Regions from separate parts of the Mus musculus genome. Here regions 1 and 2 are each linked to region 3. A link is a loop called in an ENCODE intact Hi-C map of the cell type or tissue named here. Cell type or tissue: left cerebral cortex. All regions are shown on one strand.

What was found. A loop is a pair of places that touch in the nucleus more often than their neighbours do. Peaks named below come from ENCODE experiments on the same cell type or tissue, not always from the same donor. Only the 100,000 strongest peaks of a DNase experiment are listed, where the experiment ranks them.
Region 1: a loop joins it to region 3, with 2.8 times the contacts of the local background. A loop is called at or near these places in 4 of 42 quality-filtered maps.
Region 2: a loop joins it to region 3, with 2.6 times the contacts of the local background. A loop is called at or near these places in 16 of 42 quality-filtered maps.

The regions. Positions count from the first base shown.
Region 1 is chr9:61,943,965-61,951,964 of GRCm38, forward strand. It overlaps Kif23 (kinesin family member 23), which reads right to left and starts at 2,835. Exons shown (of 23, transcript NM_024245.4): 1 at 2,648-2,835; 2 at 1,386-1,455; 3 at 239-367. The coding sequence starts at 2,658. In left cerebral cortex, CTCF peaks have their summits at 2,898 and 4,221; DNase peaks (open chromatin) are centred at 2,214, 2,863 and 4,248; H3K4me3 peaks cover 2,263 bases; H3K27ac peaks cover 913 bases.
Region 2 is chr9:62,241,176-62,249,175 of GRCm38, forward strand. It overlaps A730043L09Rik (RIKEN cDNA A730043L09 gene), which reads right to left and starts at 2,925. Exons shown (of 3, transcript NR_040769.1): 1 at 2,769-2,925; 2 at 2,513-2,626; 3 at 1,421-2,354. In left cerebral cortex, CTCF peaks have their summits at 3,337 (motif pointing left), 3,538 and 4,653 (motif pointing left); a DNase peak (open chromatin) is centred at 3,306; H3K4me3 peaks cover 220 bases.
Region 3 is chr9:62,117,571-62,125,570 of GRCm38, forward strand. It overlaps Glce (glucuronyl C5-epimerase), which reads right to left and starts at 5,039. Exons shown (of 5, transcript NM_033320.5): 1 at 4,915-5,039. Mir5133 (microRNA 5133) reads right to left here and starts at 5,024; the gene lies at 4,948-5,024. In left cerebral cortex, a CTCF peak has its summit at 4,370 (motif pointing left); DNase peaks (open chromatin) are centred at 1,333, 3,984, 4,350 and 5,229; H3K4me3 peaks cover 2,765 bases; H3K27ac peaks cover 1,611 bases.

The DNA.
Region 1 (8,000 bases), 170 kb before region 3:
GAGGAGGAGGAGGAGGAAGAGGAGGAAGAAGAGGAAGAAGAGGAAAAGAAGAAGAATCATCATCATCCCCTGAAAGCAACCGGATAATTCCATCATTCCAAAACTCTATCTGCACGTCCTAGAAATGAAAGACACTTTAGATAAGGTGGCTAAAGTATTCCTTCCCACAAATGAGATCACACATGAATTTTTAAATCCAAAACTGAAAACAATTTGGTTCCTTCCACTAGGAACCTACCTCCTTATAGTCCCCATTTCTGTTGAGTCGATAGCCCTCAGGAGTGTGGAGCTGCAGGGTTGTACTATTGATCACTTCCACACAGCATTCTTGGTCAGGAAAGCTCAGGGGGCGAACCCTACAGTACACCTGGAAAAAGAAAGAGGTGTTCAAACAAGGTTGACTTTTTGCCTGATTTTTCTTTTTGGCTTTTCTGTTTGTTTCGTTTGTTGAGACACAAGTTCTCAGTCTGTAGGCCAAGGTGGACTGGAGCTCTCAGCAATCTGCCTGCTAGTCTCCAGGATGCTGGGACTCTAGGCAAGCACCTCTGTGAATGTTCAGCACACACTTGACTTTCCATTTAAGTTCTGTTTATTCGCCTACAAACATAAATTCCTGAGTCACAAAAAACAAATCTACAGCTCAGAATGATCAAATGCAAAGGTGCATTAAATCAAAATAAGTTTAGGTTAAAATATTAAACTGAACCGTAATCTCTTCACTGTTGTGCACAAATAAAATTGCAACAACATAAAAATCTCTCTGAATAGCTGAAAAAGCCATTAAATTCTTTAGAGTTGGGTGTTATTTCCAACAGCCAGCTCAGGTGGGCATGGTAGCTCACTTTGTAATCACAGCATCTGGAGGGTAGAGGACCTCATTTGGGGAAACCCTGTATAGCTGTGTTCACAGCAGGTGGTACAGTTGGGAGCCAGAGACCCTCTGCAGTGGCAGTGGGGGGATGGAGGGGATATTCAGAAACTTCTTTTCAGGAAGAGGTACTAACTAAATCCAGTTATTCTGCACTAGTCTCTATGAACTTTGAGTACGTGTCAGTTACCACACACAGGTGGGAGAGGGCTAAGACTTGAGGAAAAAGTCCCCACCCATCCCCACCCCAAAGAGTAGAACCTGCTGGGAGAGACCATTTAACCTTTCAAATCTAATTAGTGATAGTAGGTTTGCAGTCAACAACTAAAGAGTCCCTTTACAGAAAGCAAACTTCCCAGCTAAACCCAGCTTTATACAATTCAGTGCATCGGTTTAACTGCGTGCTCTTTAACCCGACTTTCATATTGCTTTCCTCCCCTTTCAAGCACACACATACAAGAAGTGGACTAAAGAAAGAAAATACACACACACACACACACACACACACACACCTTACCCCCACTGGATCTTTAAGGTTTGTCTGAGATCCTTTTTTTATTACAGGTTTTCTGACCGTCTTAGCCTTCCTGGTTAAAAAGAGAAAAAAAAGCCATAAATTCAACACTAACATAGAAGACATCACAAATTCTAACAATGAACTTCCTAAGGCTTAAAAAAATCATTTCCCAGCAATCTCAAATACCGCACAGCAAATAACATGTATATAAACAATAAACTGTACTCGAGAAATGTGGTATATGTAATTTAACTCATTAAAATTTCAATTGGGAAAATACACTTTTGATACCATTAGTACTCAGTGGAACTTTTGTTTGTATTTTTTTTAAGTGTTGGAGTGCAAATTCAGAGATTTGCTCATGCTATGTAGGAAGATTAGATTATTCACAATGCTGAAATGTCTTGCTATTTTAAGTAAACAATATAAAAAATTATTTTATTTCAACATTCTCTATCATTTAACTTTTTTTTCCTTTCTCGTTTATAGGCTACAAGAATATTTAACACAAATTAAACCAAAAGACTCGTTTAGACTGTAGATTATTAAAGTACTTTTCTCAATAGAGTCACACGTAAACTAGAAGCAAACCAGAGTCCAGCGATATACTAGGGTAGGTATCCTTAAGTAAATATAAAGACTGACGTTTCCTCATTTTAAAAAGTTCCGTTTTTTTTTTTTTTCGTGTGTGTGCGTGTGAAAGTAACGATTTCTAAAGCCAGCCCTCCTTCGCAGTAAAAGTGTAACCAGGATGTGGCTCTCCTGAAGAGTCTAGGAATACTGAGGAATGTGGGCGTGGGAGATAGAGTAGGCGTGTGGGATGGCCTGGGGACAAAGATAGCGCAAGGTGGCGGAGCTGCAGAAGGACCCTGACCTCAAGGCTAGAACTAGGGAAGGGATGCCGACGGAGCTGTGGAGGCTCAACTCCCCCAAAGTGCCAGCGCGCACCCCGGCTGCGCGCCGCCCGGGGTCCCCAGACCTGCCACCTGCGCAGCGGGCGGGGAGGAAGGAAGCTGGGGAGGGATGGGCAGCCCAAAGGATGGCAACCCGAGGAGGTGGTGGCAGACAGCCCCGGATTCGGAGGCAGCCTTCGCGGGCTCAGAGGACTGGGAGGGCGCCGGCACACCAGGGTCGCCAGCCACCAGAACTCTGCAGTGCGGAGCTTCGGCCTACACTGTACTACGGACTCAGCTCCCGGGCAGTCCCCAGTCTCAGCGTGAGGAGGGCGGCGACCCCCACGCAGTCCTCCCACCAGTACTCACGCTGACTTCATGACCGCAGGCTCCGTGCTATCCTGACGCGCGCGCGGGACGTCGGGCTCCGACAGGAGCAAGGCTGGCGGGAACTAAGCCGAGCAAACCACGGCCGCGGGGACCAGGACTCAATCTGAGGAGAGCCCGGCGGCGACGCTGCAAGCCCAAGTGTGCGCCCGCCCGGCGCATTTCAAACAGGCCAATCAGCGGCCGCCTGCGGCGAAGGGGCGGGGCCTCGGGGAGCGCTGGCACGGCCAGCAGGGGCGCTCGTCTCCTTGGCAACCCAAGGGCGCCAGCCGGAGGCTGAGGAGGGCAGCGCTGGAGAAAAACCTGAGAGGGGAAATCCCGGCCCTTCCGCCCTTCCGTTCTGACGCAGAAGCTGAGATCTCCCAGTCTTTGTCCTGAGAACCTCTAAGGAAGTAAAGCCTTGGTCGGGCATGTTCTAATTTCAGGCTGGCCGCTGGCTACCACATCATCTTATTCATTTTATTGTATTTATATTTTATTTTTACCTTTACTTTTAGTTCTACGTTTACATTTTATCTTACTTTTGATATTTATTTTGAGACGAGAGTATCTTGTATCCCAGGCTGGCCTCACACTTACAGTGAGGACCCCAGAATGATCTTGAAGACTATACCAACTTGGCAGACAACCTGTTGTAAGTTCCTTTCTCTGGATTCTCCAGTTCTCTCTCTCTCTCTCTCTCTCTCTCTCTCTCTCTCTCTGTGTGTGTGTGTGTGTGTGTGTGTGTGTGTGTGTGTGTGTGTGTTTCATGGTGCTAGTGATCAAACCTAGAGCCTCACAATGTTAGGCAAAGGTGATACCACTAAGCCACACATCCTTAACCTTCAAATTCTTGATTTTGATGTTTCCTGGATATACAGAGATGCATAAAATCTACCCACTGCCCTTGTGCAACCACCGTTTACCCTTTGCCTTCTACAAGTTGATTCTTTCTCATTTAATCCCAGCCCCCATGCTGACGATTCCCCAGGGATGTAGCCACACCTGCGTTCTGTGACTCAAGCTCCACTTAGAACTTCCTTTAGGGCCAGCACTGATAAGGATAGCCAGTTTAATATCCATAGTTAATGTCCATATTACTGGACATTAGTCTTTCCAATATTTACTGTTGCAAACTGCTTCGATGAATAAACCTGAAAATGCATCCATGGATAAATTTCCAGAAGCAGATAGAAAGCTACCAGGCTTTGCCACCATCACTTTCCAAAACCGATCCATTTGACTGCACTCTCACCTATAAGTCACAGGTCTGGGAGAGCCCTAGGGTGGGTCATCGCCCTTTGCTTGAGACCCTCAGTGGGGCCCTGAGGCTAGTCTTCCTGTTCAGTTGCGTCACCTCTCACCTGTCCCAAGCCCAACGCTCATGCGTGGAACGTTTCTGCCCCCACACTCGAGTCTCTCTGCTGTCTCTCAGCCTTCCTTTCCTCGGAGAATGCCTCACCTTCTCTGGATCCCAGAGCCCCTGCCGCCCCTCACTGCACCGTTGATTTCAGCATCACCCCACGCGGTGCCCGGCCCCTGTTTACGGAGTCCTCTCCCAGCGTATCCTCTTCAGCCTCGCTAGATGGCACTGTTGCACGCTCGGTGCTTACCACTATGGGCATGGCCCTAAGCGTTGAAAGCGGTGGAGGCTCTCACTGAAGGACACTGGAGGGGCTCTCCCATGCTCCATCTGTAGCTTTGACTCATGCTGGGTTTTCTCTCTCTTGCTCCTGTCCATCCATAGTAAGGCTCTCTAACTCATTCGTTTTCTTTTCTTTTCTTTTTTCTTTCTTTCTTTCTTTTTTTTTTTTTTTTTTTTGGTTTTTGGTTTTTCGAGGCAGGGTTACTCTGTGTAGCCCTGGCTGTCCTGGAACTCACTCTGTAGACCAGGCTGGCCTCAGAAATTCACCTGTCTCTGCCTCCCAAGTGCTGGGATTAAAGGTGTGCACCACGCCCACCCTCCTACATGCCCTTTCTAACCACCCCCCCCCCCCCCCCCCCCGCTTAAAAAAAAGACAAAGGAAAAAAAGAGAGAGGGGGGGAGAAACTCACACACACACAGAAATCCACAAAAACACAAACTGGAGACCATCATATACACATAAAAGCTCAATAAAACAAACAAAAAATAACACACAAAAGTCCAATATGCCTTAACAAAGCAAAATGAAGCAAAAAGTCTACAAAAATATCATTGTTTTGTGTTGGCGGCCAGGCTACTGCCGGGCATGGGGGCCCTGCCCATAAGTGTGATTTGTGTACACAGTGGAGACTCCATTGGAGAAACTAACATTTCCTTTGCAAGCAGGTAACCAGGACAGACAGCCTCTTGGCTAGAGGTGAGAGCACTGGTACCCAACAGGCTTGTGCCCCTGCAAAGGTCCCTGTGAGTCCCTATGTGTGCCAGCCCTGTTGTGGCTAGAAAATTGAAGTCATCACACCCTCTGGCTCTTTCAAGCTACACACCCCGCTCAGCCCTGAGGCTGAGTTGAAGACATCACATTTAAGACTAAATGTTCTAAAATCTCTCACTCTCCCCATGTTATCCAGGGGTGGGTATCCGTGTTAGTTCCCATCAACCGTAAGAGGAAGCCTCTCTGTGGGCTGAGTGAGATGCTGGGCAGTCACTTTATTGCTATGTTCCCTTAGCAGAATAATAGAGAAGAGTATTTGGTTTTCTCTTAGGCCCATATCCTAGCCACTCTTAGGCTCTTGGCCACCGAAGCAGTATTGGGCATTGGATCCTACCGGATCCCACCAGATCCACCTTGTAAAGTGGGCCTTAACTGGGAGACCTTTTTTGGTTTACTTTTTTTGTTTGTCTTTTGTTGGTGGTGGTGGGGTTTTTGTGTGTGTGTGTGTTTTGGTTTGGGTTTTTCAAGACAGGGTTCCTCTGTTAGCCTTGGCTGTCTCAGAACTCTCTCTTGTAAACTAGCCTGGCCTCAAACTCATAGAGACCCGCTTGCCTCTGCCTCCTGAACACTGGTATTTAAGGTGTGTACCATCACCACCAGGCTGAGAGGCTTTTTTGAAAGTCAGAATTGATGGCTCAGTGGTTAAGGGTGATCACTGGTCTTTCAGTTGAACCAAGTTCTGTTCCCAGCACCTACTTTAGGCTGCTAGCCACCACCTGTAAATAACAGCTCCAGGGGGTCTGACACCCTCTCTGTTCTCTAACGGTATTTCTATTCCCAGGCATTTCTGTCCTAGACAGATACATATTTTATATTGACACCTTGTTTATATATAATTAAAACATAAAAATAAGTCTTTTAAAAATGTTTTATTTTGCCGGAGAGTGGTGGCACATGCCTTTAATCCTAGCACTTGGGAGGCAGAGGCAGGAGGATTTCTGAGTTCGAGGCCAACCTAGTCTAGAGTGAGTTCCAGGACAGACAGGACTACACAGTGAAACCCTGTCTCGAAAAACAAAACAAAACAAAACAAAACAGAAAAAGAGCAGTAAGCTTTTACTGCTGAACCATCTCTCCAGCTGTCTAAAACACACATCTTCTTTGTTTTAATCATATTGAGGAACAGGCAATGGAGCTAGCTTGCTTGTCTAGCATTCACAAAGCCCCAAGACCCATATAAACTGGGTTTGGTGGAGCATGCCTGTAAACGGAGTGCTTAGGACTCCTGGTGGAGGCAGACAGAGCCAAGAAGTTTATGTTGATTCTTAGCTGGAAAGCCTGTTCAGGGCCAGCCTTGGCTACAGGAGACTGTCTAAAAAGAAAAACAAAACCAAGTTAGGCTGCTGGGTGTGTTTGTACACACCTTTAATCCTAGCACTCAGGACAAAGAGGCTGGTAGATTTCTGTGAATTTGAAGCCAGCCTAGTCTACATAGGAAGTTCTAGAACAGCCAGGACTATATAGAAAGACTGTTTAAAAAAAAAAATGACAAAAAATGTTAAATGTGAGGCATAGTTTCTATCTCACAAATGTATCCCATGCTGCCCCTTCCTCGTTGGCACCTGCCCCCATCCCCAACCCTTGACACCTGCTTGTCTGATTCCCTCCCCTGATGTTGACTTTTCCCATCTTTTCTATCCAGCAGGAAATTTATCCCTGCATTGCATGCACCTGCAGTTTGTACCTTGTCATTTCCAAATAGCACTGCATTGTATGAACGCTTGAAGGTTCATCCAGTCCTTAGCTGGTAGGAATTTAACTTTTTCCTCATTTGGGCAATTATGAATGAAAGAGCTATAACTTGCATAGAAGAGTGTATTCCCACACACACATTTTCTTTCTCTTGGGTAGGACTATGGGTCTGGTAAATTATACCTTTAATTTCTGGGCAAGAGGACCTATGCAAATCATTGAAAGGGGTCTGGCACTACAGCTGCTTAAAACTATATTTTGTTCCAAGTACACAGTGTGATGGTTAACTACAAGTTACTAAAACACTCAGAGAAGCAAGTCCAGCTGTGGGAAGCCTATAAATGCCAATGAAGAGCAACTGCTGGGGCTCAGGTGTGTGAGGAGGAGATAAAATGGAGACAGGGCCATTCTGTAAACACTGTCACCCTGACTGGACACTTATCATCTGCATTGCAAACACTGTCTCTGGTTCCCTGGCTTCTGTCCAGTGAGAGGTTAGGCATTTATCTTCTACTACTCCAGAAACAAGATCAGGTAAGATGGGCCTGGATAATAAACCCACATGGAATAAATACAAACTTGTAAGCCACGTTTCAAATGTATAGCACACACAGAAAGTAGAACTAATCATCCCAGTAGTTAGACGGCTTGGACCAGTGCTCCTCAACCTTCCTGACGCCGTGACCCTGCAATACTGTTCCTCTTGTGGCGGTGACCCCCAGCTATAAAAATATTTTCACTCATATTTCATAACTGGAATTTTGCTACTGTTATGAATCATAATGTAAATGCTTTCCGATGGTCTTAGGTAACCCCTACAAAAGGGTTGTTCAACCCCCAAAGGGATCAAAACCCACAGGATAAGAACCAGTAGCTTAGACTATGAGACTCTTCCAGACAGAAGGAAACTGAGATGCAGCAAAGTTATGACACACTTTCTCACCCTGGTATGGCTGAGAGTGAAGCATGCCCCACCTTCAAGGACTGAGCAAGTTAGAAAATACATCCTGGCTAGCCAGCTGTTGAGCAAATCTCCCACTACTGCAGAAGGGGCTAGGGACTGGAAATGCTTCTAGCATTTTCCAATATATTTCTGAACCCAAAATTATGTTTTTGTTTTTTTTCTTTAAAAAGTAGGGTTGGAGCTAGTGAGATGGATAAGCCAGTAAGGATGCCTGACCCCAAGTCTGATGACCCAAGTGTGACCCCCCCCCCCCGCCCCCAGGACATGTTCTCTCTCTCATGGG
Region 2 (8,000 bases), 120 kb after region 3:
CCATCCTAGAAACACCTCCATAGATGGACACAGAGGCATGTCTCTTAGGTAATTCCAGATCCAATCAACTAGACAATCAGAATTAGCCTTTACACCGTGCTGAGCCTCCTGCAAGTCCAGAAGGGAACTATAGGTATGCAGCTTTGCGGAGACCTCACTGGCGCTTGGGTGGGCTTCTCTATGCTGTAGCTGCTTTAGAGTCACTGTGCTCCCACGAGTAACCCCACAGACTCCCTGGTCCACTGAGTCATATCCCAGTGGGAGAGTGTCTTTGGTCTGTTCGTGGTGCTCTCTCTGAGCTGTCTAGACATTGTTCACCTCTCCCCAGGAGTCACCCAGGAGTGGAGGTAACTGTGTGTCACTGGAGGGAGGAAAAGCCATTTATTTCCCTTGAATGGCCTTTGAGGGTGTTTAGAAAAATTTATCTGTGTGTTAAAACTCAGATCTAGGCAAATTTGGATTTTTTTTTTTTTTTTTTTTTTTTTTTTTTGCAGCTTTTTCCTTTGCCAAGCTGGATGGTGAGAGTTGGACGTCTGGAAGCTTCCCTTGAGAGGCAGGTCTCCATCCCACCACCCCCTGACGTGGAGCTTGCCCCTTCCTCCTTACAGAATGGATTCCATCATAAAATAAACACCTTGTTGAAATTAACCTTATTTTTAAAGGAGAGCAAGATCACTATAAAGATGAGCCATAAAAAGACTGGCGATGTACTTGTTTGGCACAGACCATGCCCCAGGTGTCTGGACTCCCGTTTGGGCTTGTGCTAAGCTTGGTCCCTGTGTCCACAACTTTATCTTTATATCTGCTCATGATCTATGCAGGCTTTTCAGGCCAGCCTCAGACTTCCATGAGGCTGTTTCTCATTTTAATACTTAGATCACTTAAGCCTGGGACTAAAAATAATGAATAATGCCCATGTCTGGGCATTGGTGTTCCCCCTATACACTGGGTGGCCCATCCCTTGGCCATTACCTGAAATACACTCACTTGAGCTCTTGAAATCTCCCACCTCTGTGTGTAGCATGTGCAGCTATGTGTGGCCGAGTGAGGCCAGGTTCTGATGTCACATGCCTTTCTCTGTCACTCTCCTCCTTATGTTTGGTGTCAGGGTCCCTCATTGAATCTGGAGATAGTTCAGGTTATTGGTCAATAACCTCCCGGGGTCCCCAGTGCAGTGGGGGGACAGGTGCACCCCACCATACACAGCTATTTTTCCTCAGGTACTCATGGTTGTACAGCAGTGGCGTTACCTATTGAGCTATCTCCCCCCATCCAGTATTGGAGATCTCAGGTGACATTACCATCTCTACATTTGTTTATTTAAAAAATATTACATAAGCCATGCATAAGTATATGGATTTAAAATATCATCATGAGTAACTCCTGGCTAAAGTCTTAAGGTTTTATTTTTTATTTATGTGTGTCTTATATGGGGCTTCCATTGCTTCGAAGAGACACTATGACCATGGCAACACTTATAAAGGAAGCTGGCTTATAGCTCAGAGGTTTTGTCCATTGTCACCATGGTGGGAAGCACAGAGGCATATAGGCAGACGCACTGGAGAAGTAGCTGAGAGTTCTACACCTGGATCCACAGGCAGCAGGAAGAGAGAGTGTGACTGAGCCTGGCTTGAGCATCTGAAACCTCAAAGCCCACCCCCAGTGACACACTTCCTCCAGCAAGGCCATATCTACTTTAATAAGGCTACATCTCCTAACAGTGGCACTCCCTCTGAGCCTATGGGAGCCATTTTCATTCAAACCACCACAATGTGTGTAACAAGAGTGTGTGTGGTGCTGCCCACAGAGGCCAGGAGAGACCATAGGATCCCCTGGAACTGGAGTCACAGGCTTTGTGAACCACCAGCTATGGGTACCAAGAACCAAACCCTGGTCCTCTGGAAGAACAGCCGTGCTCATGACTGCTGAGCATGTCTCCAGCATGTGCCCAGGATAAGGAGCTCAGGTGAAAGCAGAGGGTGGGGAGATAGGGTACCCTTGGCAGCTACCTGGGACAGTTCCTAAAGATGGCGCTTTAATATCTGAACTGGAGCCAGACTGTTGGATGCTCACTGCATCCCTGTGATTGGGGGCCACGGGAGAAGGAAACCCTGAGTAGGGTATGGTCACCGGGCTGGGCCCCCCCCCCATGGGTGAGAGAATCATGTAGGAGTGGGAAAGAGGGGGACGGAGAAAAGGGAAAGGGGGGAGGGCATGTGGAGGTCAGAGAACAGTCCTAAGCAGCTGGTTCTCTCTTTCCACCATCTGGGTCCTGGAGTGGCACTCTGGTCGTCAGTGTTGGTGGCGAGTACCTTCATCTGCTGAGCCATCTCTCTGGCCCGTCATTTATTTTTCTGTCACGTGAACAGGCATGTCAGATAGTCTTTTTTAAACATAATGTTCTATTGGGGTTTCTTTTTTTAAAAAAATATACCTTTTGCCACAAAAACATCAATTTTTTTTTTTTTTTTGAGGAAGGATCTCATGTAGCCCACTCTGACCTTGAACTCACCACGGCGCTGAGACTGGCCTTCCATTTCTGATTCTTCTGCCTTCATATCCACACGTGCTGGATTACAGGCGTGGGCTTCGACGTCTGCACCCGACACACATCGATTTGTTCACTCTGTGGATGGTAAAGTGATGGCTCAGAGAGGCACATCTCCAAGCACAGCACAGCAGAAACTATGTCAGTCCAGTGACCCGACTGCTGACCAGGTGTTTGCACAGGGACAATCTCTGCTGCTGTCCCTAACACCGCCCCCCACCTTTTCAGTCTTGTCTGCCAGGCTAGTGACACTTCTCAGTAAAGCTTGTGTGACCTCTCCTCCCATCAGTGTCCTCTGGCTCCCAGCGCATTAACAAACGGCACTTGTGCACCTAACGGTTGGTTTTGCTAATGCCTGCTGTCTCTCAGAGCAGAATGGCTCTGGCAGCGTCACTCCGCCCGCTGTGTTTGCACTCCTGGTCTCCAGATCCCAGCTGACAACTTGATGTGCTGCACTCCTTTCCAGAGCTCGTACGTTTCAGTACTCCCGTGCTCCAGTGACACTCTCAGCCAGCTTAGGCCTGTCCACCTCACGCGTGCTAGGTCTCCGGCACCACAGGTCAGACCCTGGGAAGTTCACAGCTTACAGAGAAGAAGGACAGATACCCACAGATGGTCAGAGACTGAGCCTGGAGGTGCTGCCTGAAGCAGAGAGTCTGTAACAGGGTGCGTCCTCCAGGCCCTCTTTCATTCCATTTAAACCCTTTAGGAACGATCCTGCCTCCGGGTGAAGTGAAGTGAAGCCTCCGGAGATTCCCTGGTTCTACAGCGCCCTCTTGTGGACAACTGGAGTCTGCCTATAGAGAAAGCAAAGGGCACTTTCGATTAGTCATGGGGGACAGAAGGACACTCAATTCTTCCGACCAAGTTCTTTCACCTATGACCAGTGTCTTAGCTCCTTTCCGGGTTAGTTGTATGTCAACTTGACACAGACTTCATTCATCTGGGAAGAGAGACTTGCACTAGCAAAGTGCCCTGTGATATTAGCCTATACATAATCCTATGGGGCATTTTCTTGATTAATGATTAATGTGGGAGGACCCAGCCCTCTGTGGGTTATGCCGCCCCTGGGCTAGAGGTCCTGGATTGTATTAAAAATAATGGGCTGAGCAGGCTGTGGGGAGCAAGCCAGAAAGCAGCCCTCCTCCACAGGCTGTGCTTCAGTCCCTGCCTCTTGTCCCTGCCCTGACTTCCTTTGGTGACTGACACACTACAATGTAGAACTGTAAGATGAAATAAACCCTTTCCCTCCCAAAGTGCTTTATTACAGCAACAGGCGCATAACTAGATGGTTGTTTTCCAGTTCGTTGATAGAAAAGACCCTGGCAAAGACAACTTGAAGAAGGATGGGTTTATTCTGACTCCCAGTTTGAGGTCCAGCCCATCACAGCAGGGGAGAAAATTCCCATAGGGGGGAACCTGAAGCAGAGGCTCAAACTGAATATTCAGTCCAAGAGCAGAGTGCACCTGCAGCTTTCGGGGAGTCTCCTGACTCCATCTCTTGTCTTGCCCTAAGGCAACTGGGATTACAGACATGTGCTATCATGTCTGCCTTTGTGTGGGCTCTAGGGGGTCCAAATTTGGAACCTCATACACATGTGGCAAGTGCTTTTACCCACTGTCCCACCTTCGATTACTGGAGACTGTGGGGAAGGCCCTAGCACCAGGCCTGGCCCCAGCTCCAACAGGCGAAGCTTCGTGCGAGTGAGCCCCTCTTTTCCAACCACCTTCACTGGAACAACCAGGGCATGTGATTAGCCTCGGTCCCAGTGGAAAAGACTGACGAGGAGAGGTTGTCAGGGTGGCTACGTCCCAGGTGGCTGGATTCTTAGGTATGTAAACCAGATGACTGGATGCAGAAAGGTATTGTCTGCATCTCGCTTCTCAGAAGATCAATGAGGCATGGGTAAAAGGAGGGCAAGGGACCAAGATAGACAGACAGACAGACACACGTGCACACACAGAGGAGGAAAACATCATAGATGCACATCACAGAGCTGTCTGAACTTTGGCTATAAAATTAGTATCACAGCTTGGCTGCTTGGCCCGTATTTCTGTATTTCTTGTTGCAACCTTGGACTCAGCCTCACTGCCCCCTGCAGGCTGCAGGGCTTTACCTCATTCCAGTAAGACTACCCCTACCAAGGCCCATGATAGATAGAGTCCTTCTTCTCGTTTTTAGCAGGGCTGGAATCAAAATGCCCTCTAAGCAAGCACTCTTATCATGCCCGGCTCCGACAGCTCAGTCCTGGAGAGCGAGCTACAGGTAGATAATACAAGCATCTGTATCCTATCAGGGAGGAAACAGGAAGAGCAGGAAGTACATGCCCTGCACCTATTGTCCTCTAAGGACAAAATACAGATTCCAGCTCAGGGTGAATGAAGCTCAAACTAGAGAAATTGGAAATTGAAAACCACCGAACCTCAAGGTTTCATAATTAAAGTTAAGATCAGAGGCTACGCGCTTCAGCTGTGATTAATGAGAAATCTCAGAAGAAGGTTCAATGTAATAAAGCTGTTGGCTCAAGCGGCTTGGGGAGAGCGAAGCTCTGCGTCTGCTTTACCCTGTGTTTATTCAGATCAGGGAGAAGCGGGCTGCGAGTATTCGTATGCCGGCAGCTAGGCATTTTAAATTACATCGAGCCTTTGCTTCTGGCTCGCTGTTACAAAATGGGGTTTCTAATGGATTCATATACGTAGACGCACACAGAGCAAAGCCAGCACCCTGCAAATATTTGCCGTGGTTGTTATTTACCAGAAAGGGCAGAGCTTCTTTGCAATATCCTAAGGTTTATCTCTCAAAGACTGCTGGCTGGAGTTTAAGCCTTTGGATGTTTGTTATTGAAAATGACATCTGTTTAACTGTTTCTTGTGAGAAATTGTGTCTGTTTACTTGAACTTATAAGCTGTGTTTATCAAAGGAATTTGAATCCACTCATGACAATCTTGAGATTAATTAAAAAGCCACACAGAGTCTGTTTCCAATGAACTCTACCAGTCTAAACACCCACACCAGCTCTCTTCCAAATGCTCTCAAGAATATCAAAGCAGGGCTGGAGAGATGGCTCAGTGGTTAAGAGCACTTGACTGCTCTACCAGAGGTCCTGAGTTCAATTCCCAGCAACCACATGGTGGCTCACAACATCTGTAATGGAATCTGATGTCTGATGCCCTCTTCTGGGTGTGCCTGAAGACAGCTACAGTGTGTGTGTGTGTTTGCATATGTGTGATATCTATATCTATATCTATATATATCTATAGATATATATATAGAGAGAGAGAATATCAAAGCAGGGGCAGAGATATGATGACTCAGCTGGTACAGGTGTTTGCCACCAAGCCTGATGACCTGAGTTCAATTCCTAGGAACCACACGGTGGAAGGAGTAAACCAGCTCCTGAAAGTTGTCCCCTGCCCTCCACATGTACCCCATGGCTCTCACACAAACAAAATTAATAAATAAAATGCAATAAAACCATGCTTTAAAAGGGCGCTGCTAAGGAAAAAAGTAGGGAACATGGACTCAGCCAAATGAAGATATGGTATTAGGGTTGCTATTTGTGCTGGCTGGTTTTATGTCAGCTTGACACACAAGTTACAGTTATCTAAAAGGAAGGAACCTGAGTTGAGAACTCTCTCTCTCTCTCTCTCTCTCTCTCTCTCTCTCTCTCTCTCACACACACACACACACCTTTTTTTTATTCTTTGTGAGTTTCATATCATGCACCCAAGTCCAGCTTGTCTCCCTGTTCCCTTATATCCTCCCTTGCAAACCACTCTCCAAAATAAAAAGAAAAATACACAGACAAACAAAGCATAGAAAACAAACATCTCACGAGGGAAGCTGTCCCACAGTAGATCCCTCTGTCCACACATCTTCACTTGCAAATGTTCATTGCAATGAGTCCTTGACCCCTGGCTTCTCTGACACCATCAATCCTCACTGGGTCTCCTCCTGTTTATCCTGTGTCATGGAGATCCTGGGACTTTGGATCAGCAAGACTTGCCCTTTCACGTGTCCCAACCGTTTGCAGATGATATAGATTTGGGGGTGGACCAACTTGCTCTGGGCCCAGGTGGTAGCTGAGCTAGCTAGTCAGTGCCCTGGCTTTCCCTTATCCTCCCCACCTCTCCAGCACTGATTCCGATAGCCACCTGATGCTGCTGCCATCACCAGGGAGCAAGGGCAGCTCTCCTGCTCTCATGCACTTGGGCTATCTCAACAATACCCACTCCTCCAGAGCCAGCTCCGCTGTGCTGTCCAGTCAAGATGTGGGGCCCACTCCCCCAAGTGATGCAGCCTTTAAGGGGTTGGGCCAGCTCTCCTGTTCTCACATCTCCGGGGCTGGCTCATGTAGGCATTTTCTTAATTAATGATTGACAAGAGAGGAGGGCCTAGGCTATTGTAGGTAGTACTATCCCTGGGATGATGGTCTTGAGTTCTATAAGAAAACAGAGTGGGGAATGAGGAAGGGGGCAACATTTGGAATGTAAATAAATGAAATAATTTAGTAAAAGAAAAAAGGAAGAAAGGAAAGAAAAGAAGGAAGGAAGGAAACAAGCAAGAAAGCAAGCTGAGCAAGCCATGAGGAGCAAGCCAGTGAGCAGCACTCCTCCATGGTCTCTGCATCAGCTCCTGCCTCCAGGTTCCTGCCCTGCTAGAATTCTTTTGACTTCCTTGATGATGAACTGTGATGGAGAAGCAGAAGCTGAATAAACCCTTTCCTTCCCACCTTTCTTTTGGCATGGTATTTCATCCCAGCAATAGTCCCTAACTAAGACACTGTTGCTGTGATGACCTACACGGTGAACCACAATGGCCCCCTCCCATCAATAACTAATTAGGAAAATGCTCTTAGGTTTGCCTACAGACTGGGCTGATTGTCTGGAGTCATTTTCTTAATCCTTCCTTCCAAAGACTAACACTTGTGTCAAGTTGACATAAAACTAGCCAGCACACACTGGCAACAGGAACAATCCAGAATGAAGAGAGAGGCAAGAGCAAGACTTCACGCAGGCATGAGAGAGGTGGGATGTCTGTGAGATAACGTCAAGCAATCTAACGTACGAGTACTTGAAATGCCAAAGAAGAAGATGATCGACTTGATGGAAACCTTGTGTCACACATATAAAAGTTCAACTAACTTGAGAGCAAGAGACATTTTACAAAGTTGTAAAAGGGACTTGGTAAAGTGCTTCTCGCACAAGCATGAGGACCTGTGCTGGAATTCTAGAATTTATGTGGGAAAGCTGGGTATGGTGTAGTGTGCTTGTAATCCCAGGACTGGGGAGCAGGAGACAACGGGAGCTCCAGGTCCAGTGGGAGATCCTGCCTCAAATAAAGAAAGAAAGAAAGAAAGAAAGAAATAAGATGACAGTGATGGAGAAAGACACTCAAGGTTTACCTCCAACCTCCATGCACACAAACATGCACATAGAGGGACACGCGCAT
Region 3 (8,000 bases):
ACAGATGGTTGTGAGCCTTCATGTGGTTGTTGGGAACTGATTTTAGTACCTCTGCTCGCTCTGGTCAACTCCACTTGCTCCAGCTCAAAGATGTATTTATTATTATACATAAGTACACTGTAGCTGACTTCAGATACACCAGAAGAGGGTGTCAGATCTCATTACGGGTGGTTGTGAGCCACCAATGTGGTTGCTGGAATTTGAACTCAAGACCTTTGGAAAAGCAGTCAGTACTCTTATCTGCTGAGCCATCCCGCCAACCCAGCAGAAAATATCTTACAGATAGGTTCTGTGATTCTGAGGAAGCTATTCAACCACTACTGCATATGAAATATCCTCATATGCTAAAGCTTTATGGCTAGTCTTTAAAGCCAAAGTATCACAAATTCTCCTTTTGAGGTATTGGGGGGGGGGGTACCAAATAGACAAACTTTATAACCTACTTCTCCATTTATAAAGTGAGTAAAATACCTATCAGTAATTAAAAACATCAAATAAGCAACCTAATTCAGGAAGCAGTATAGTAGTATGAAAAAGCATAAAACATGGTATAAATCAGACCTCTACGCACACTCACTGCCTGCTTCTTGGGAGGTAATATCTGAGAGCATGTTAATGTCATAATTTGCTTTGAAAATGAAAGGCAACGAATTGAAAACAACTATGAAGCCAATGTAAACACACACACACACACACATTAGCAAACACTGTTTTCCATGTAAGAAGCAGTCAAGGTACAACACCTATCAATCACCTATGTCCAGAACTGGAAAGCTGGCATCCCACCTAAGAGCTAAGGAATAGTACTTGCCTCAAAATTCTACAGGACTTTCCTGTCAATTTTACTGTATAACTTAACTCCTATTGTACTGGCAGTCTCACTTCTTAATTTGAGGCTTAGAACTACAGTTCTAATATCAGTCTGTGGATGAGGCATGAAAAGATCATCTAGAAGAAGCTGAGTTTAGGAAAGCAGGACAGGCCAGACATATGAGGTTAATTAATCTTGGACATTATGAAGACACTGCACCTGGCTTCTAGATTTCAAACATGTAAGAAGAGAGCCACCTCTGTGTAAACAAGAAAGAGGGATGAAAAAAACTGTCCTTGAATTTAGAAAAAGATACAATTACAGTAAAAAATAAACTTACAGAAGGAATGAACAAAAATACTTGAGAGAATAACCCAGGGAGAGGGAAGAAGAGCCAGAAAGGATCTAAAATGCACAGTGTGAAGCAGAATGAAAAATCAGTAGTTTTTACAGCAGTAGAAAAGGCATGCTAAGCAGTGGAAAGAATCTAACTGCAGGCTGAGTGACGGAAACAGGATGGTTCATTCAGTAAGCAGCTCTCATTAGTGCAACTGGAGCTTGAGGTTTACGGTAGAGAAAAATGCAGATGAGTCAAAGGGATGATGAAAGGCCTTGTAATGACAGTTAGGACTAAATCCTGGAGCTAAAGAACAATGGGTATTAAGTAAGGCACAATGAACAGATCCACATCGAAAGCAGTATAAGGATGGAAATCAAGGGGCAAGCCTAGGGCCATTGACTAGAGAGTGCACCCATTCTACCACAGAATTGAAAAAGAACCTAGCATTATTGTATGGGTATTCTGTCACACAGTAAGGGATCAGATACAAAAAACAAAGATGCTAAAAATAAGACCATTGTAATATGCAAAACTAAATGATCCAAAGAAAAGCACTTACCTTCATGAATGTGTATTCTAGAATTAAATACTTCCTATCTCTATAAAGAAGTTTCTGAAATCATATATAATGGATATATATATATGTATATGTATAATATAGAACTAGTTATATCCTGAGAATGAGCCACTCATTCTCTTTGCTTTTGTATATGTCATATTGTAGAGTCTGCAACAGAAAAACCAATGTAGTACAATCTCTGGAACTGAGGTTTGTACAAAGTATTGACAAGGCTTTTCTTGCATCTATTATTTATATATATACTTACACATGGAAAACCAAGGCCCTGAGAGACCAAGAATTATCAAAGGTCACACTATTAGCAGTACAGTGATGCTAGCACGCATGCCTCATAATTCCCTTTCTAGAAACTGCTTTAGTATATAACATTATGGTTCTGGAATTGTGAGTGATAATACAAAACCCACTCTGGTACTCTCATTTGCAGCATTGTAATAATGAAACTATAAAACTATGTTTATGGTTCATATGCCTCACAAGAAAAACACATCCATTAAATGTGCCTATGTTTGACCAAAGAATAAAAAAATCTTTCTGGTCAGTGTGCAGGCACACACACACAAATACTTTCTATATAATCAAATACCCAGTATCTTTCAAGTGTTTAACATTTAGCTGTACATTTTTTATCATGTTGTGCTCCCCACCTCACTTGTCCATGTACCTCCCATATTGTTTAGGTAATGGAAAGACTTTTGTTTTTCATTAGTACAAACAGGCAAATGTAGCAACACTGACAAAGGCCTGCAAATACTGTATAGTTCACAAGCTTGCAGTGTAGAAAATGTTTTTATTTCTGGATTTATCTAATGTTCTTTCGAGCAACATTGCTCACTGAAATGAATTCAAGGACTATTAAAGTTTAAAGTCAGACAGCTCTCTACCATCCATTCCCCTCCTAAGTACACCTGCAAACATGGTTAAGTTCCATTTGTGTTTCTACAGATTTTCTTCATGCTTACATCACAAAAAACATTTTTCAAAGAGGCAACATTTAATTAATGTTCAAACTCTACTGATCAGAATTTAATTTTTGAAAAAATAATTTTGCAGGTATAGAGCTCAGCTTCCGGTTATCTCAACAGATGTTAATCATAACTCGGGATTATTTAAGGAAAAGAAATGCTGATTCCCAAGGACACTGTTTTCCTCATCAGCACTGAAATGTCATCATGGTTTTATTTATCTGTTGCTTCCTTCTTGACATAGGAGGCATTACTGCAATCATAGCATCATGACGCCTAACAGATGATCCTGCCTTTGCTGATGGGTTAGTCTATGCTTATTTTGAAGTTTGAAAGCCTTGGGAGGTAGGGATGGAGGGAGAGAGGGAGAGAGAGAGAAGAGAGAGGGTCTGGAAGAGAGGGAGAGAGGAGAGAGAGAGAGAGAGATTGAGATTGAAGCTTCTGAAATTTGGCTACTTTGTCATTTGTCTTTCAAACTGAGTTTTTGGGCTTTGGTTTCAACCAAATATTTGCTCAATTGATCAGTTTTGATGATCATAAAAGATGATCCCATACTTAGGTGTGAGAAAATGAAAACTAACCTAATACCCAGCCCCAAAGCCCAAATTAGCACTGCAGTACATTCCTTTGTTTGTTTTTACATGATTGCAAAATTCAAAGCTTTAGTAACTTGTCCCCAATCTTTCTAATTAAAAAGACAGAAGAAATTATCTTTAAAAAAAACTGACAAGAAAAAGACTGACAAAGCAAAGATACTTCAATTTGCCTGCTTATATCATATTTTCTGTTTACAAGCACCTCAGCAATGTTTCCTTAGACTAAAGTGACATTAGACTGCCTAACCAGGAGAATTCTCAGGCAAATGTACAGACATTCTGACACACGTTTTTAAACCACTCACAGGCAGATACCTATAAGTCATTTTAAGTTCCACCTAAGTCTGGCAGAGTCTTCAAGAACTCTGTAAGATTCAAACCACGGTAAAAACTGATGTACCAGAATTCTCTAAAGAAGCTCAATAGGGCATCATTAACAGGTTGCCAATGACGCTTTTGTAGAAATCTGGACTTGAGACATACATACATAATATGCTACACTTTTGTTTTTAATTACCCCTCTTCCACAAAACCTTTAGAAAGGATGCTTCTTGGCACTACCTAACACCCAGGCAAATTCAGGACAGATTTAACCATGCAAGACCATCAAACACTACCTAAAACAGAAAGCCCAAATCGCACAGCCGCCCTACCCTCAGATCTAAACCCTCACTCAACAGTCAGGTATTCCAGACAACATGCTCAAGTCTGGTATCGCTCCTCTCCTCTCCTCCGGAGATCAGAGCTCCGGCGACACCAGCGCGTCCCCAAAGGTATCCTGGGGCAAAGAAAAGAAAACTGCAGAACAAGCCCACTGTGTCTCCAACTAGGCAACTGCCCCGATCAAGCGTCCAACGAAGAAGCACTGAGTTAAATCTCATCGAGAAAGAGAGAGAGACCAGATCGAGACCGTCAGATACCGAAAGCCACAAGCAGTGCCATGGGGTGGCTCCTGAAACCGGGTCTGGCACCCCTGGAGACCCAGAGACCGCTGAGCCGCGCCCACACGGCAAAATCACCCTCCTTGTCGCCCCGAAAAAGAATGGGGACCATCACGCACAGTTACCGCCCCCCTCTGGGCGAAGCAGAAACCCCAATACAAATGTTGGTCTCCCCATGCACGCTTCCCGCCCCCACCCACACCCACCCAGTCCGTTCCTTCCCGGGAGGGACACGGGCATCGTCTTATCACCCCATGGCGACCTTAAACAAACCCAAGTCTCTGGAACCCTGACATCCTCCTGCTTTACCCCAGGAATGCCAAGCGGACCCCTCTCCGCTCATAGGTCTCCCCGTGCCCTCCGGACAAGGCTAAACTGTATCCCAAGCCCCTCAACTGCACGGGATCGCCAGAAATGGTCTCCAAGTCCCAGAACCGCGCTATGCCAGCACCCGGGCTCTCAGGCAGGACACAGGACGCGCTCCCGCGACCCTAGAGACCCGGGACCGCCTGGGCAGCCACCCACCCCCACTCCAAAGCCAAAGAAGCCCCGAGACCCCAGCCCCCGCCGCGTCACCCAAGATCCCCGCACTCGGAACGCCGCGCATCCCCGGGAGCCGCCCCCGTCGCGAGCCCACTTGCCACGGCCGCCCCTCAGCCACGACACGACGAGCTCCCTCACCTGAGGCGCGTCGGCGGACGAGCGGCCCCCAGAGCCCTGAGGAAAACTGAAGCGAGCGGCAGAGACACGGCGGCCCAGGCCTGCGCTGCCGCAGCTCCAGCCTCTCGGCGAGGAAGCGCTCGTGTGAGGAGAGCCCGCCCGCTCGGCGCGCTACTGGGGAGCCGAGCCGCCGCCGTGCCCGCGGCTCTTCCCGCGAGATCCCAGCCACGGTAAGGGGCGAGGCCATGCCGGGGAGGAGAGGGCGGGACGGAGGCTCTTCGAATGGCAGCTCCGTCAGCCTGTTAGATTCGGTGTAGAAGGCGGGGTCACCAAGAGGAGGGGCCATATTAAGGGGAGGAGCTATGATGAGGGGGCGGAGAGTCCTCGAATGACAGTTCCAAAAAACCAATCAACGGTGGCAGCGCAGAAGGCGGGACTCGCATTCTCCTGTGACCAATTGCAAAAGAGTAGAGCTAATTCTCCCCGCCTATCATCAATAAATTGCGGGCGAAGGTGTTGCTGACCCGATGTCAGTTTGCTACCTGGGCAGTTGCAGAGGTACTTTAGATGACGTGGTTTGGGCAAAGTTTGGTCCTCTTCGGCCGCCGTAGAGACACTTAGCGGAGAAGCTGAACTAAATAGTGCTTAAACCGAAGAGCTGTCCGTGCGTTTTCACTGCTCTCTGAAGTGAACAGGGAGGTCCCATCTGCCAGCCTGAAGACTTACAGCCTCACTTTACTCACTTCGGTCTCCTCCTTTAGTGTAGCTTTCTCCCATTTCGGACTCTCTTCCGTTTTTATTTCAAACGGCGATGATATCGTCACGGGTGCTTTAAGCTCCAACCCAGTTTATCTGGTCCAACAAAGGACCTTTCTAATTCATTTGTGCGTTCTACTTAAAGTCTTCCACAAAGATGAAGAACGAAATCTCAAACGAGTGCTAACCTAACAAACCCGAGAACTTGTATCTTTACAGACCATAGGGCCCAGTAATGTTTAGCACAGGTAGGGTATAGAGCATTCAATAAATCTAAAAGGAAGGAATGGAAACTGTGGTGCTTATCTGTACTGGCTTCAGAAACTGGGCTTTCCTAGCCTTTCCCATTCCCCCCTCACATTTAAGTCCCTTCACTCATTATTATGCCTGCCCTGTAGCTTTCCTTCATCTTCCCCTAGTCTCCCTTGCCCAACACAAAAAGTAGCCTTACTCTTTCTCAAGGTTAACTCCTGCCCTTGTGCACTGGACCTCAGCCAGGCCCAGACTCAGTCAGCTCCCCCACCCCCACCCCCACCCCCATTATCAATTTTTTAGCCCCTTTATCCCCAGAACACACTCATTATCCCCTGTTATTTGAACAGAACACAACTACCCTGCCGGTTCTATCCACTCGAGCTGCCCTGTCCTGAGAATCCCACGTCTTGAGAAAATTAAAGTGTATTGTGGTCCCCACCTTCTCATCCCTTATTTCCCTGCTACAATACTGCGTTTGCCCACACAATCTGCTGCTCTCCCAACAGTTTCAAAAGACCTCTCTCCTACTAGACAAATGGTCTCTTTGGTGGGACTTTTTCCCCAATGGCTTCTCGGAGGTTCATTGACAACGCTCAGGATGTCTTCCTTTAGCACCTGCCTAACTGTGTTCTTTTCATTCTTTAGCTACTTTTTTTTTAAAGTCCCCTCTCCTAGTTTGAAAATGGTTGAATATTGATGACTCCTTATCTTATTGCACACCTTGTGCATAATAAGAAAAATGTCCACACACCACTGCACACTCTGAGAGCCACAAATTGGTTCAGACAAAAGCTGTTAGAAAAATCCAGAGGGAAGAGAGGCAGCTCTGAAGCTTGAGCTGGGTGGTAAAATACTAGGATGGCCCATATAAATTAAAGGCAGAAATGGAAGCTTTTCAGAGAAAATAATCTAAACCAGAGCAATGATAAAAAGCATGTGAGCTGAGCCAGGCTGCAGGTTGGATGGCTCAGTAAATAGATTCCCCCATCTGGGGTGGGGGTGGGGGGCAAGATCAGAAAGGAGCCAGATAGTGAAAGGCTTTGACTACCAAGCCACAGTAATTGGACTTGATTTGGTGTTAAATGGGAAACCCGAACAAATTCAAATATTTGTAGAGGCTGTAAGGAAGCTAGGTGTGAAAGCACTTCTATCAAATGTATATATATAAAATACATATATATGTGTATATATATGTGTGTATATATACACACATATATATGTATTATACATATATATGTATATTTATACATACATAAAACAAGCTAACATCCTATGACAATTTTTAAAAAGCTTACCATTTTTTCTTAACAAATATAATTGGTAAGCGCAGATGGTCAGGTTGGGATTTAAAATTCTGTTAACAGAGTCCTCTGCTGGAACTAGACAGGTTAAAGAGAGAAAACATAAAGAAGCCTTTTCCACACCACATCTCACAGCCCCTTGCGAGCATTAACATTGATTATCAACCTAATGGGGCTCTGGAAGCACCTAGGGGCAAGTCTCTGGGCAAGTCTGTGCACATTGCTCTAAATTGGGCTAATTGAGATGGAAGAGCTAACCTAAAAGTGGGTGGCACCACTTCATAGGTGGGTCCCTAGACTACATACAGAAGGTAACAGACTAGCACCAGCTTGCTCTCTGCTTGCTTCCAAACTGTGGGTGCAAGATGGCCAGTTGACTCAAGCTGGTAGGGCCACTGTCACTCCCAACCATAATGGATTTTATCCTCTGTGAGTCAGAACAAACCCTTCCTTTGGCAAGTATTTTGGTTCAGCAATAGTTAAAGTAACTAGTACATCGGGCCAGGCCCACACTGCAAAGGAGCTGCCACTCTAAGGACAATCAGGCTCACCTATCCAAGCTTCTTTTCCACTCTAAAATAGTCATGTAACAAGCACTTCGAAAGTGCAGGGATAGAGCCAGCAAGATAGCGCAGCTTATAGAAAGCACCTGCGAGGACCCAGGGTGATAGGTGAAATTTGATGGCTGAAAGCTGTCCTCTGGCCTCCACACATGAGCCACGGTACATCGGCGTACTTATGTGTGCATACACACTAATGAGTATATTGGGAAAAGCCCATATAGGCCTTGGAAAT